Regions from separate parts of the Homo sapiens genome. Here region 2 is linked to region 1. Evidence: chromatin contacts called from ENCODE Hi-C or POLR2A ChIA-PET data. All regions are on one chromosome and are shown on one strand. The core of a region is the stretch at or near the end of the contact, and the rest is flanking DNA. Distances in the headings are between cores, read along the strand shown. Region 1 holds the start of MARCHF10-AS1 (MARCHF10 antisense RNA 1). Region 2 has its middle 52 kb from the start of MARCHF10-DT.

The links. Hi-C counts contacts between places; a loop is a spot of excess contacts on that map. ChIA-PET counts read pairs that join two places held with the same protein, here RNA polymerase II (POLR2A). Pooled maps may share reads with other maps.
Region 2: a map with no recorded cell type shows a loop between it and region 1 (2.2-fold over the local background). The contact joins the enhancer-like site here to the promoter of MARCHF10-AS1 in region 1. A Hi-C loop is called at or near these places in 1 of 37 single-sample maps with no recorded cell type and 7 of 50 pooled maps. POLR2A ChIA-PET finds 5 or more read pairs at or near these places in 3 of 52 experiments (H1, HEK293 and T-cell).

The regions. Positions count from the first base shown.
Region 1 is chr17:62,702,751-62,709,431 of GRCh38, forward strand. It overlaps MARCHF10-AS1 (MARCHF10 antisense RNA 1), which reads left to right and starts at 3,456. Exons shown (of 3, transcript NR_147886.1): 1 at 3,456-3,719; 2 at 4,682-4,857. It overlaps MARCHF10 (membrane associated ring-CH-type finger 10), which reads right to left. Exons shown (of 11, transcript NM_152598.4): 10 at 2,789-2,831. RefSeq lists silencers at 1,107-1,516, 1,695-1,921 and an enhancer at 2,784-3,575.
Region 2 is chr17:62,857,562-62,863,787 of GRCh38, forward strand. No RefSeq gene overlaps it. Among named protein-coding and RNA genes, the nearest start is that of MARCHF10-DT, 52 kb to the left of the region's middle. Within about 2 kb of position 4,075, at least 2 of the 41 ENCODE cell types and tissues checked have a DNase peak (open chromatin) inside an H3K27ac peak, as active enhancers do.

The DNA of each region.
Region 1 (6,681 bases), core at 2,206-4,705:
TGACATCCCCTCAATCCTACCTGGACCCTCTCACCCTCTCAGTTCTACCCAAGGAAGCCCAAGCCCCTGAGCTGCCCCCATCCCCTCGTCCATCCTGCGCTTTCTCCAAAAGCCAGTAGCCTTGACTGGGTGTTTGGGGAGGTGCTCTGGCCCAGCCTTTGGCCAAGGGCCCTCACACCCGCCCCTGTTCCTGCCCCTGTCCTCATCTGTTTGCATATCTGCAGGAGGTATTGCCCCCACTACCGACCCACCACCCCTTGTCTTGGTGACACTGGGAAGTTATTTGTGCCACTGGGAAGCAGCTGTCCTGGTGCTGGTTCCTGGGCACACCCAGGGACTCTCCCCAGCTGCCCTAACCTCGGTTTCACTTGTGGCATTTGTGTGAGGCTTTGGTTCTCACGTGCAAGGGAGGGGGGCCTGGTCAGCAGGCTGGCATGGGCACCACAGAGTCACAAAGAGGCTGGCACCTCTCTGTGCTACCTGGTGTGCCCTGATGTTTTGCCTCTTTTCCTCCTGTGTACCTCAACCGAGCTAGGGCAGCAGGTCACAGCTGTGACTCACCTCCGGCAACCCATATTAACAAAGTGCTGCCAACCAGGCGAGTCATGCCAGGATGCCAGGGGACCAAGGGAGTGTGGCCTATGGGGGAGGCTGGGTGCCCATGGCTCTGCCAATGGCTACCCTGGCTCTTGTCTTGAGAACGGCTCTGGCGGGAAGCCAGGCCAAGGCTGCGACTGGTCAGCACCCCAGGATGGTCCCTCTGTGCTGGGTTCTCCTCGGCCTCGGCTGTGCCCACCCGTGTCTGGGGTGTGTGCTGAGCTGGGGGCAGGTGGAGATGGCCTGGGCCTCCAGGGGAGAACTGGCTGTCTCCACCTTGGGGCCGAGAGCGGCAGGGGAGGGTTGGTGATGGGGTGGATCCTCCAGCGGGTCCCAGTTCCCGGAGGAAGGATGACAAATGAGTGTGGGTCGCTCCCTCTGTGGGACCATTTGCCTCGGAGCAGCAGGGAAGGGCGGCAGGTTCCCTGCCTCCCGTGGCGACTCTTTTCGGAGCACCACCCTAGGGATGTTCTTCTGCCCTCCGGAGACGTCGGTCTTCCCTGGGGCCGGGGCTCAAGGCCAGGGTGCCCCAAGCCCAGGCTCCAGGGTGTGCGGGGAAAGGCTCGGTCCTGCTCGGCGCGGCTCGCCCTGGGCACTAGGGGTCGCCCCTGCCCAGCGGAAGCCACGCGGGCGCGCCCGGTCGCCGCAGGTTTCCCCGGACCGGGAAAAGCGAGGCGTCTCCGGGGCGGGGCTGGGGAGGGGGCGCCTGGGCGCGGCGCCGGGACCCTGCTGCCCTGTCCTCCCGGCCGCGGCTGGACGGAGCGCGGGGCCGCAGCAACCAGGCCGGGCTCCCCGTCGCGCCCCTTCCGGAGCGGGAGGCCCTCGCCGAGGCGGAGGCTGGGACGCGCGGGGCGGGCGGCGGCGGGGAGCCGCGGGGCCGAGGCGCAGGGCGTTTTCCCCGGAGGTGCGGCGTGCGCCCGCGACACAAAGGTCTTTTAAAGACCTCGCAGCGCCCTTCCCGGCTGCGGAGGCTGGAGGCCCGGGGGGGCGAGGCCGGGGTCGGGGGTGGCCGCGCGAGGGGGCGCTGGGATCGGCCAGACCCCGCGGTTGCGCCCGGGCTGGGGCTCCCGGGCTCCTTTTGTGGAAAAGAGCGGAAAGCAGGGCCCTCTCCGGGTCTCTGAAAATGGTCAGTTCGGCTTCGCAGGGCTGCGTGCCCGGAATAATAAATTGGCTTCTCTAGGGTCGTAATCTGGGCCCCACCCCGAGCAGCTTTGAGCTGGTTCGCGCCTTCCAGGCAGGACTACTGGGAGTTCTCAAAAGCACCCCCGCAGTCGGCTGTGTCAGGATCACCTGGGTCCGGTGTGAACACGATTCCAGGGCCCCACCCCATCGCCTGAAGCGGAATCTCTGGGCGGGGCCCAGGAAACCGAGTTTTTGGTGAGTTCCCGGGTGATTCTGATGGCAAAGCCCATGTGGGAGCCACTGTTCTAAGGGCTTTTGGACAGGCAGTTGTGAAATTTTCCCCCAGAAGAATCTCTGGGGACCCAGTTGTCACACACCGCTGGATTCACTGCGGTGTTGATTCTGCCTCCTGATGAAGTTCTTCCCGAGTCTGACTTCGAGCCCGCCTGCTTTATTAAGCACGTTTTTCTCCAGTCGTTTTTTTTTTTTTTTAATGGAAAAAGGAACAGGGAGAAGGCTTTTCTCGAACCTGTTTGCAGAGAGCCGTCTTGCCCGCTTTGAGGGCCCTTTCTTGGGAGACCTGTTTGCTTTGTTCAACCTCTGAATTCAGCAGACCCCAAATCCACCAAGGCCACTAGCTTGTGAGTGAATGTGGTCCCTTCAGGTAAGGGCCAGACAGCCCCTGCCAGGGCTTGGGGAGGGTTTTCCTAGAGGAATCCTGGCAGTAAAAAAACCAACCCCCAAACTCTCCAAGTGCTGGACGCTGGAGAATCCCAGCAAGGAAAAGGAACAAATCTTATCTCATGCCGGAAGATAACCTCTTCCCTTTGTTGGCGCCTTTCCTTGCGTTCAGGATGAATTAAAATTCTTATCTGCTCTGCATCCAGTGAACTTGGCCTCGCCTTCCTGATTGTTTGCTGCGGCTGACTTTCCCAAGCTTTGCGGGGTTATTTTTGCCTCTGGGTGGTGGTCATTCCTTCCTTCCATGGCATTTGGTTCCACACAGTCACAGAAAAAGAGTAATTTAGCAAACACCCTCAAAATGGCAGGACTGGCCCCCAAAACCTACTTTCATTTTCCTCTGTTCTGGGTTGTGGGTAATTTCTTGACAACTACAAGAAAGAAGACAATGAGAAATGAATTGTTTTTTCCAATACGATTGTGAACAGATGTATAACCTCCTAGTCGCAGCAACGTTCTAGGAATCCCTTACACCACTTTAAAGGGGCAGGAAAATGGGCAGAGGTGCTGAGGGCTGGGTGAGTGCTAAGCATTGGCAGGGCTCAGCCTCATCCTGACGAGAGCTGCAGCCATAACCTGGGTCACCTTTGCTGTCTCGGGCTTCTAAATTTGGCAGCGAGAACAGACTCGCTTCCTTTGAGCAATTGATCTGAATAGCAGAATCCCATTCTGATGGTCCGAATCACATTTACAGGCTGTGGGGGTGAAGGCCGTGCTAATTGGCCACTTGCCTCACCACTGGCTTTGAAACAATCGCTTGTATTCTCTGCGCGGCAGGAAGCAGCAGACCCATCAAGGCCCTGGGCTCACTCTTTGTTCTGACTTTATGGCATTTTATGCCACAATAAGAAACACTGTGTACTCCGTGGGAGCCCATTGTGCCAGGCTGCAAGGATGTGGGCTCCGGTGCAGAGGGCCTGGTGCTCTTCCCCAGGAAGAAGAGGGGCTTTGTGACAGGCTGGGGGACAAAACAAGGGGTGCTGGACACTGTTACTGAGGCAACTGCCTGGCCAGTGTGGAGGCAGCTTTAGTCCCTGGGACCGTTTCTGTGCCCAAGGAGAGGGAGGGCAGGGGAAGGATGGAATTTCATCTAGAGTAGCAGGTCCTGGTTGCCTGGTAAATTATGCATCAGGACTGGGCTAGCCACTGCCTCCGTTTTCTCTGGGCTCCTGAGATAACCTCCACCTGCCTCTAGATTCTGTGCCAGCTGATCGTTATCTATCTCATCAACTCTTGTTCCATCAGGAAACTGCATCTTGGTGAGTGGGAAGTTTTTGTGACTGTGGACCAAACCTGGGCTTCCCATATTTTGGGTTGATCTGGGCCTTGGAGGGAAGAGCTTTCGGTTTTGTAGAAATGATGTGGATAGGAACTGGGGTAGGCACAGTCCATCCAGTCTCACACGTGAATGAACCAACGGGGATTTGAGAATGGCTTCTAGATCGTACCTGCCCCTCCGGCCAGCCCCGGGGCTCCCTTCCCCTGCACCTAGCCTGAAGTTTTCCACCATTAACGGCACACCTGGGGCAGAAGACAGAGTAGGGTCCTTGCTCCAGGAGATCGTTGTAATAATCAGATAGAGACAAGACCTGAGCTGGGAGGAAGCCAGGACACGGGGGATGGGGGACCAGGCCCTGACAAACGGAGTGCTCCGTGTGGGGGCTGAAAGGGAAGGAGGAGAGGGAAGGCAGGGCCATTTAGCTTCACCTCAAAGGTGGGGTAAAGTGAGGCTGGTGGGTCCTGTCTTCTCTGGAGATGCTCCCCGATGGGAGGAAAGGCCAGCTTCCTGCCGGCCACTTGCAGAAGCGAGCATCCAGTGCTTCCGCCAGCCTGTCCCTCACCCCAGACCCAGCCCTGTCCTTCCCATGTCTGATGCTCCCACACGGGCCCCCTTATTACCCCGTGCCATTGCAGCAGCCTCCCGGCTGGTTTCTTTCCCCTGCAATGTGGCTGCCCAAGTTCTCCTCCCAAAACCCACATCTCCTGGCCTGCCAATCCCAGGCTGGAAACTGTTCCATGGCCTCCAGAGCCGCTCACAAACCCTTCCCGCCCCACTCCCTGCCTGCACCTTAGGCTCATTCTCTGCCCTCCCTGGCCACACACCTCCCTGACTTTCCCCAAACATGCAGGTCTTTCCATGTCTCTGTGCGTTTCCATTTCCCTCTGCATGGAACACTCTTTCCCATCACACCTACCCTTGCCCATCTGCCAAACCCTCCAGGATTCTGGGTCAACATCATCCCCACGGTGGATCCATTGGTGAGAGCAATAATGAAGCAGGTTTGCCACCAGGCTCCCAAAGAAGTGGGAACACTGACTGCAAAGGGCACAATCTGATTGGATGAAAAGCGAGGCCTCAGAAGCATTGGCACGTGTCCGCGAAGAGCCTAGCTGGAGGTCTGTCCTAGAGGAGGGGCTGAAGGAGGGGCGAGAATGGCAGCGCTCCATTTCATCCGACTGCTCTGTGTTCCTCACATCTGACCCAACCTTCCGTTACAACACAGGCACATTTGTGGATACTCTTGGTTACATGTGTGTTCTCTCCTTAGATTCTGAGTCTCTTCTAGGAAAGGAGTGTCTTAATCATCTTTGTATTCCCAGAAGCTAGTTTAGAGGCTAGTATGTAGTAGGTTCGCAGAAAATCTTTGAATAGCGGCTGAGGTGGGAAGATTTCTTGAGACTAGGAATTCAAGACCAGCCTGGGTAAACTAGCAAGACCCCCATCTCTACAAAAAATAAAAAATTAGCCAGGTGTAGTGGTGGATGCATCCCAGCTCCTCAGGAGGCTGAGGTGGGAGGATCACTTGAGCCCAGGCATTCAAAGCTGCAATGAGCTGTCATCCCGCCAGTGCACTCCAGCCTGGGCAACAGAGTGAGACCCTGTCTCAAAAAGAGAAAGAAAATCTTTGAGTAAATAAATATATGTTGAACTTGGAAGTATTCCTTTACCTAGAATATTGTTCTCTGCAAATTTTGTACTATCACTTTCTCCAAAACATAACTCAGGACTCGCCTCCTGGAAAAAGTAGGTTCTTTTTTTTTTTTTTCTTTTTGAGACAGAGTCTTGCTCTGTTGCCCAGGCTGGAGCGCAGTGGCGCCGTCTCGGCTCACTGCAAGCTCTGCCTCCCGGGTTCACGCCATTCTCCTGCCTCAGCCTCCCCAGCAGCTGGGGCTACAGGTGCACGCTGCCACGCCCGGCTAATTTTTGTATTTTTAGTAGAGACAGGGTTTCACCGTGTTAGCCAGGATGGTCTCGATCTCCTGACCTTGTGATCCACCTGTCTCGGCCTCCCAAAGTGCTGGGATTAAAGGTGTGAGCCACCGCACCTGGCCAAAAAGTAGGTTCTGATTCAGTAGTTGACTGTGCATCAGAATGTTACTAAGCACCTATTAGGTACTAGGCATTTTCTAGGCACTGGAGGCCTGTGAGATATAAAAGAGATAAAGGTTCCCGTGCCCAAGTTGTTAATGAGTGCCCCCAACCCATGCAGGCCACTTCCTTATCTGGCAAAATCATTTGGGACGTCAGTAAACACTCAATGTTCCTGGTATCCATAGTGCCAGGGACATGGTCAGCAGTCAGATGTGACTCACTGTGGGCCCAGCATCATAAGAGGCAGGCATAGAAGGCCTGGCTTTGCATTCATATAGCTCACAACTTCACTGAGGAGACCAGTTGTTTATGGGATTGCAGGAAACCCCAGGAAGCCCCAGCCAGGGAAGAGCTTATGTTGTCAAATTCACAGCCTGTAGGAATTCACTGGGTCCACTAGTTCTCTTGCACAGGTGCTACTTTCCAGTTATTTCCTGGTTTTATAAATATGTGTCTCCTCTTTCAACTCCTTGACAAGCTCTTTACGGAAAGGGACATCAGGGCGTCATGTCTAGCGTCTAGTAGCTTCTTTCCCTGATCCTCATCTCCGCACCTGGTACAGGGCAGTGCATGAATGGATGACAAATGATCACCACCATTAACAGGCATTTGTCAGCCGGGCACGGGGGCTCACACCTGTAATCCCAGCACTTTGGGAGGCCAAGGCAGGTGGATCACCTGAGGTCAGGAGTTCGAGACCAGCCTGACCAACATGGTGAAACCCTGCCTCTACTAAAAATACACAAATTAGCCGGGCACAATACACCGATAATCCCAGCTACTCAGGAGGTGGAGGCAGGAGAATCACTGGAACCCGGGAGGCAGAGGTTGCAGTGAGCTGAGATTGA
Region 2 (6,226 bases), core at 2,825-5,324, 160 kb after region 1:
TCAGCACAAATCCATTTCATAGCTTCGTCTTTATTAATGCACTCGTTGAAAGCAATGCATTTTTTTGTGATGTCCTCTAATGCAGCATGATCAGGAAGAATGCTTCAGTTCCATGCCCTCTGCTCCTCCCGAGCCCAGCTTAGTACAATTTGAAGATGACCTGCAGGTCCCACTGCAAGGCAGCAGGTTGCCCACAGCCTTTGGTTTGTTAGGTCAAGGAATGGGTGAGTCTGGCATGTGGCCCTCCCCAGGGTAGGGATGTTCTGGAATCTTCTGGGTCCCAGGAGGCTCATTTGTCTAAGTCTTAACTCTTTCTGCTCTTTTTGACTCTGCGAGGAAAACGCAAGAAATGAAACCCGAATTTCTTTTTTATTATCTGGTAACATTTTGCCAAAATAATTGTTTTTTTGTTTTCTGGTTTTCAATCTGGTTGTGTTTTTATTTTCTTAACTTTAAAAAATAAGGTTTTGGGCTGGGCGCAGTGGCTCACACCTGTAATCCTAGCACTTTGGGAGGCTGAGGCAAGTGGATCACAGAGTTGGAGACCAGCCTGGCCAACTTGGTAAAACCTCGTCTCTACTAATAAGACAAAAATTAGCTGGGTATGGTGGCGCGTACCCGTAGTCCCAGCTACTCGGGAGGCTGAGGCAGGGGAATTGCTTGAATCTGGGAAGCGGAGGTTGCAGTGAGCCGAGATCACACCACTGCACTCCAGCCTGGTGACAGAGCGAGACTCCATCTCGAAGGAAAAAATAAATAAATAAATAAATAAATAAATAAAATAACCATTATGGCTAGCCCTAACCCCAGGGGATCTTATAAAGTGGCTGGTATTTAGTCTCTTCTTTCTGTCTGTGTTTTCCCTCCTTCTGTCATCAAGCAACTCACCCAGATGCAGAGGAAGGTTAACAGGGCTGGAAGTAGGGTGAGGCCAGTGAGCACACAACTTAAGGGGACTCCAAAAGTTCAGTACTGCAGACCAAAAATATTCAGGAAAAAACCCAATAAGAACAAATAATACAAATAAGGCCAGGCACAGTGGCTCACACCTGTAATCCCAACACTTTGGGAGATCGAGGCAGGCAGATCACCTGAGGTCAGGAAGTCAAGACCAGCCTGGCCAACATGGTGAAGCCCTGTCTCTACTAAAAATACAAAAATTAGCCAGGCATGGTCGCAGGCACCTGTAATCTCAGCTACTCAGGAAACTGGGGCAGGAGAATTCCTTGAACCTAGGAGGCAGAGGTTGCAGTGAGCTGAGATTGCGCCATTGTACTCTAGCCTGGGTGACAAGAGCGAGACTCCATCTAAAAAAAAAAAAAAAATAAGAAAGCAGTACAGTATAGCAACTATTTACATAGCATTTACATCATATTAGATACTTTAGTGACCTAAGGATGATTTAAAGTACATGAGAGGGCGTGCATAGGTTATATGTGAGTACTATACCATTTTACAGAATAGACTTGAGCGTATGTGGATTTTGGTATCTGTGAGGGGTCGTGAAACTAATGCCTGCTGGATACTGAGGGGCAACTGTATAGTCACATGGAGGGTGTTGCATTTTAGGCCAAGGAAACAGCATGAATAAATTGATGGGGGCCCTTATACATTTCCTCTTTGAGTATCATCAAGTACTTTGGTGCTGCCAGAGTTCAGGGGAGTGTAATACTCAGATTTTTTATGGTTGCAAGTAACAGGAAATTTGACTCAGAATTGCTTGGCATAAGAGGTTAGCAAACTTTTTCTGTAAAGTGCCAGATAGTACATATTTTATGCTTTGCAAGCCGCATAGTGGCCAGAGATAGGGGAGTTTTCTTCGGTAATTCAATGTCAACAAGGACCTTGTGTTCCAGCTCGCCACACTGTATTTCATAATGTTGGCAGCCAGCATATCCAGGGACTTCAGGGTCTTTTTCTATGTCTGGAGATTAAGAGGAACATTTTAATGAAATATTTTAAAAATCTGAGTTAATGCAAAAAAAAAAAAAACCCACGATGAACAAAATGTGAACATTTTAAATAAAGAGAGGACTCGCATTACTAATTTTTTCTTTTGGCCTCAGGTTCCAATATGGCTTGGTATGGCACTGAGAGTTAATGGCCAGAAATACAGTGGAATATGGCGTGTGTGTGTGTGTGTGTGTGTGTGTGTGTGTGTGTGTGTAGAGGGAAAGAGATGAACCACAAAGCCAGAAGAAATCTTAATCACAGAAGCTTAGTTCAATCAATTTTACAGGTGCAGAGCTGAGAAATTAAGTGTTTTCCCATGAATCAATCACAGAGATCTTTAAAAAGATTAAAGCTCAGATCTCTTGACCACAAATCCCGTGGATACTTACACAGCAGAGGCTTCTAAGACAGAGGAAACTCACATCTCTCCAGAAGAGGCAAGCCCAATGATTTGATCCAAATCAGGGCATATTCTAGCGCCACTCTACATAGAGATAGAGGGGTTTTTGTGTGTTTGTTTGTTTTTTTGTGATGGAGTTTCGCTCTTGTTGCCCAGGCTGGAGTGCAATGGCGTGGTCTCGGCTCACTGTAACCTCCACCTCCCAGGTTCAAGCGATTCTCCTGCTTCAGCTTCCTAAGTAGCTGGGATTACAGGCATGTGCCACCACACCTGGCTAATTTTGTATTTTTAGTAGAGATGGGGTTTCACCATGTTGGCCAGGCTAGTCTCGAACTCCTGACCTCAGGTGATCCACCCACCTCGGCCTCCCAAAGTGCTGGGATTACAGGCATGAGCCACTGCGCCTGGCCAAGATAGAGGTTTTAAAACAGTTAAGGGTCCCAGAGCACATGCATGATCTCTCTTTAGATACTGTGCCACTAAGGATTCCAGAAAAATAAAACATGGCCCAGAGATGCAGCCACAGCCTCTTTTTGGATGCCAGCGGTTCCTGTTCCTCCTCACTCCTTCCCATCCAAGTTTAGGGGAGCAAAGACTATCCTATGTGCACACGACAGTTCTGAACACAGCAAAAGTTCTGAATAAGGCAAAGGACAGCTGCAGCCTGCTGTTCCAGGTCTCACTTTTTCTTTGTCCCCTTATAGGCTTTTGCAAAGCTGTAGGTCCCATGGAGGGTGGGTAACTGGTTTACAAGGTCCAGGGATCTGTTCTAGGTCGTAGGATCAACTCATCTCAGTTTGCTTGGGGCTTTCCTACTTTTAGCACTGAAAATCTCAAGTCCCAGGAAACCTTCAGTCCCAGGCACACTGTCACAGCTGGTCAGAATCACTTTAGGTGCTTGAACCCAGGAGGCAGAGGTTGCAGTGAGCCGAGATCGCACCACTGCACTCCGGCCTGGGTGACAGAGTGAGATTCAGTCTCACACACACAAAAAATCACTGTAGAGACCAGCATCCACATTGGGACCCCACTGTGAGTTCCAGAGTCATTGTGGAGGTGGGGTGTTGACCTTTTCTCAAGAATAGGGTAGAACTCCAGCGTGTGGAGTAAAGGAGTGGATGAACTTGTTTTTCAAGCTGGGGGATAGGAACTTCTGGTAAAACCTGTCCTTCAGCCTCTGATAAGAATCAGAATCTTTTGGCCAGGGTCTGTAGGCTGAAGGCAATAAGGGTTTATCACTACCCCCATGGCACCGGGGCTGCAGGCCAGAGGTATCTGGTGAGGACCTTTGGGTGACAGGAAAGCATTGACACTGATAACAGGCAGACTAGAAAATGCTGAGATTCAATCCCTGCCACTCCTGGAATCAGGGCAGAGGGAATGGGGGCAGAAACTTTTGTATCCAAATCTACCTCCAGGGACTGGGTTTCTAGGACAACACTCCCTCCCATGCGGCCAGCCATGGAGCATCTCCCCAGTCACCTGGCTCAGCCTCCCTCCCAAGACAGGGCTGCTGGAGGAAGTGCTAAAGACATGAGATCCTGTCAACACCTGGGTGGTGTGGGGCAGTCTCCCACCTGGATTTTGAGAGGTGGCTGTGGACAGGAAGGCAAGAGTGGGAATGAAAGGTTGGAAAGTCCATCAGAGTTACCTTCCCCCTCTGGTGTGTGCGCACGCACGTGCACACACACACACACACACACACACACGTACATGCACATTTATGTACATTCCACCCTGATTAAAGCATTGTGAACTCTTATGAGAGGAAACAGAAATGTGAAGTCCTGACTGAGTCCACAAGTGAAATCTTAGTGAGTAAGTGTCTGAGCAGGAAAAGGAGTCCAGGTGCCCATTAGTTCCGGCAAATTCCCACAGTTCAGGATCTCCCTGAACAATTTCCACTGGGCTAGGACAGTCAGGGTGTTGTGAAGATATATTCAGCTTCTAGTAATAACTTCCAACATACTGGAGAGAACAAAGACTGGAGAGGTTCCAAAGAGATCACCTGCTACAGAAGGATCTGACGAGGCTGTAAGGTTATGGAATGGGTAGGAGGAAAGGTTAGGACTTAGATAGAAGGAGACTGGGGGGATGTGGAAGAGGAGGGAGTCAAGGGTTCCATTCAGAGAGGTGGGAAAGGTTCAAGAACAGCCTGCTTTGACATAGATAATAGTCTTTATTGCTTTACGGTTACTGATGTATATGTCTATTATGTCTAATTCGTCTTCCACCCATCCCCTCCACTTTCAATTTACAAGCTCCATGAAGACAGGGCTGTGTCTTATTCAACTGTGTATCTATGTTAAGTGCTTAGCAGAGTGCCTTTAACATCATACAGGCTGGGCGTGGTGGCTCACACCTATAATCCCAGTGCTCTGGGAAGTCAAGTGGGGAGGATCATCTGAGTTCAGGAGTTCAAGACCAGCCTAGTTAACACAGCGAGACCACATCTCTACAAAAAATTTTTTTAATTAGCTGGGCATAGTGGCATGTACCTGTAGTCCCAGCTACTTGGGAACTGAAGGAGGAGAATTGCTGGAGCCCAGGAGGTTGAGGCTGCAGTGAGTCATGATCACACCTCTGCAACTCCAGCCTGGCAACAGAATGAGACTTTGTCTTTGAAAAACAAAACAAAACAAAAATCATACATATATGTGTGAATATGTATAAATCATACATATATGTATACATATATAAACATATATTAAAATATATATACACATATGTGTATATATATGTGTGTGTATATATAGATAGATAGATAGATACACGTGTGTGTATCTATATATATATATATATATATATATATATATATATATATATATATATTTTTTTTTTTTTTTTTTTTTTTTTTTTTAGATGGAGTCTCACTCTGTTGCCCAGGCTGGGGTGCAGTGGCGCAATCTCAGCTCACTGTGACCTCTGCCTCCTGGGTTCAAGTGATTCTCATGCCTCAGCCTCCCAAGTAGCTGGGATTACAGGCACCTGCCACCACACCTGGCTAATTTGTGTGCTTTTAGTAGAGATGGGGTTTCACCATATTGGCCAGGCTGGTCTTGAACTCCTGGTCTCAAGTGATCCACCTGCCTTGGCCTCCCAAAGTGCTGGGATTACAGGTGTGAGCCACCACGGCTGGCCAAAAGTCATGCATATTGAAGAAACATTTCTGACAAAAATTGAAGTGGAATTTCAGAATGAGTTTATTAAAGTTTAAGACATATATCTTGGGACGAAGAATGTCTACCACAAATGTAAAAATAAGCCTGGTGAAACAAACTGATGTCCATATCCAAGCCCCCAAAATACAATTATGAATTATTTCTGTTAAAGCTTAAGTATAAAAAGTCACCCAGACTTTTTCATCAAGATCTTCATTGAGACCATGCACATCCTGTCAACCAATACAACTTTGTCTTTTTGAAAATAGTCCATAATTCCATGTAAACCAGAATGACCAATTCAGGTAAATCAGAAGGGCTTGGTATTTGCAACCTCTGTGTATTATGCAGGTTGGTTCTATGTCAGGGACAGCAAATGCCTAGCACCAGTGAGCTGCTGACTGCTTGCTGAAGCCATTGTGATGACATGTCATGACTCCTCAGGTTATGCATCTCTTCCATTTCTCTTTGATTCCTATTATTGTACTTCTTTCCCCACCTTCTATTCCTCTTCTATATTTTCCTCTTTGTCTTCCTGTATCAAAGAATCTAATCATTGCCCATGCATGCACACCCTTCTAGGTGTTTCTGTCTCTTTTCTCTACCACATCCCTCCCCAAGAGTGACAGCTGCTGGTTCCCACTCTTCCTGAGGCCTGATCGCTCAGCTTTTCCTTGGAGTCCATGAGGTTCCTTGGAGTCCACCGTCCTCC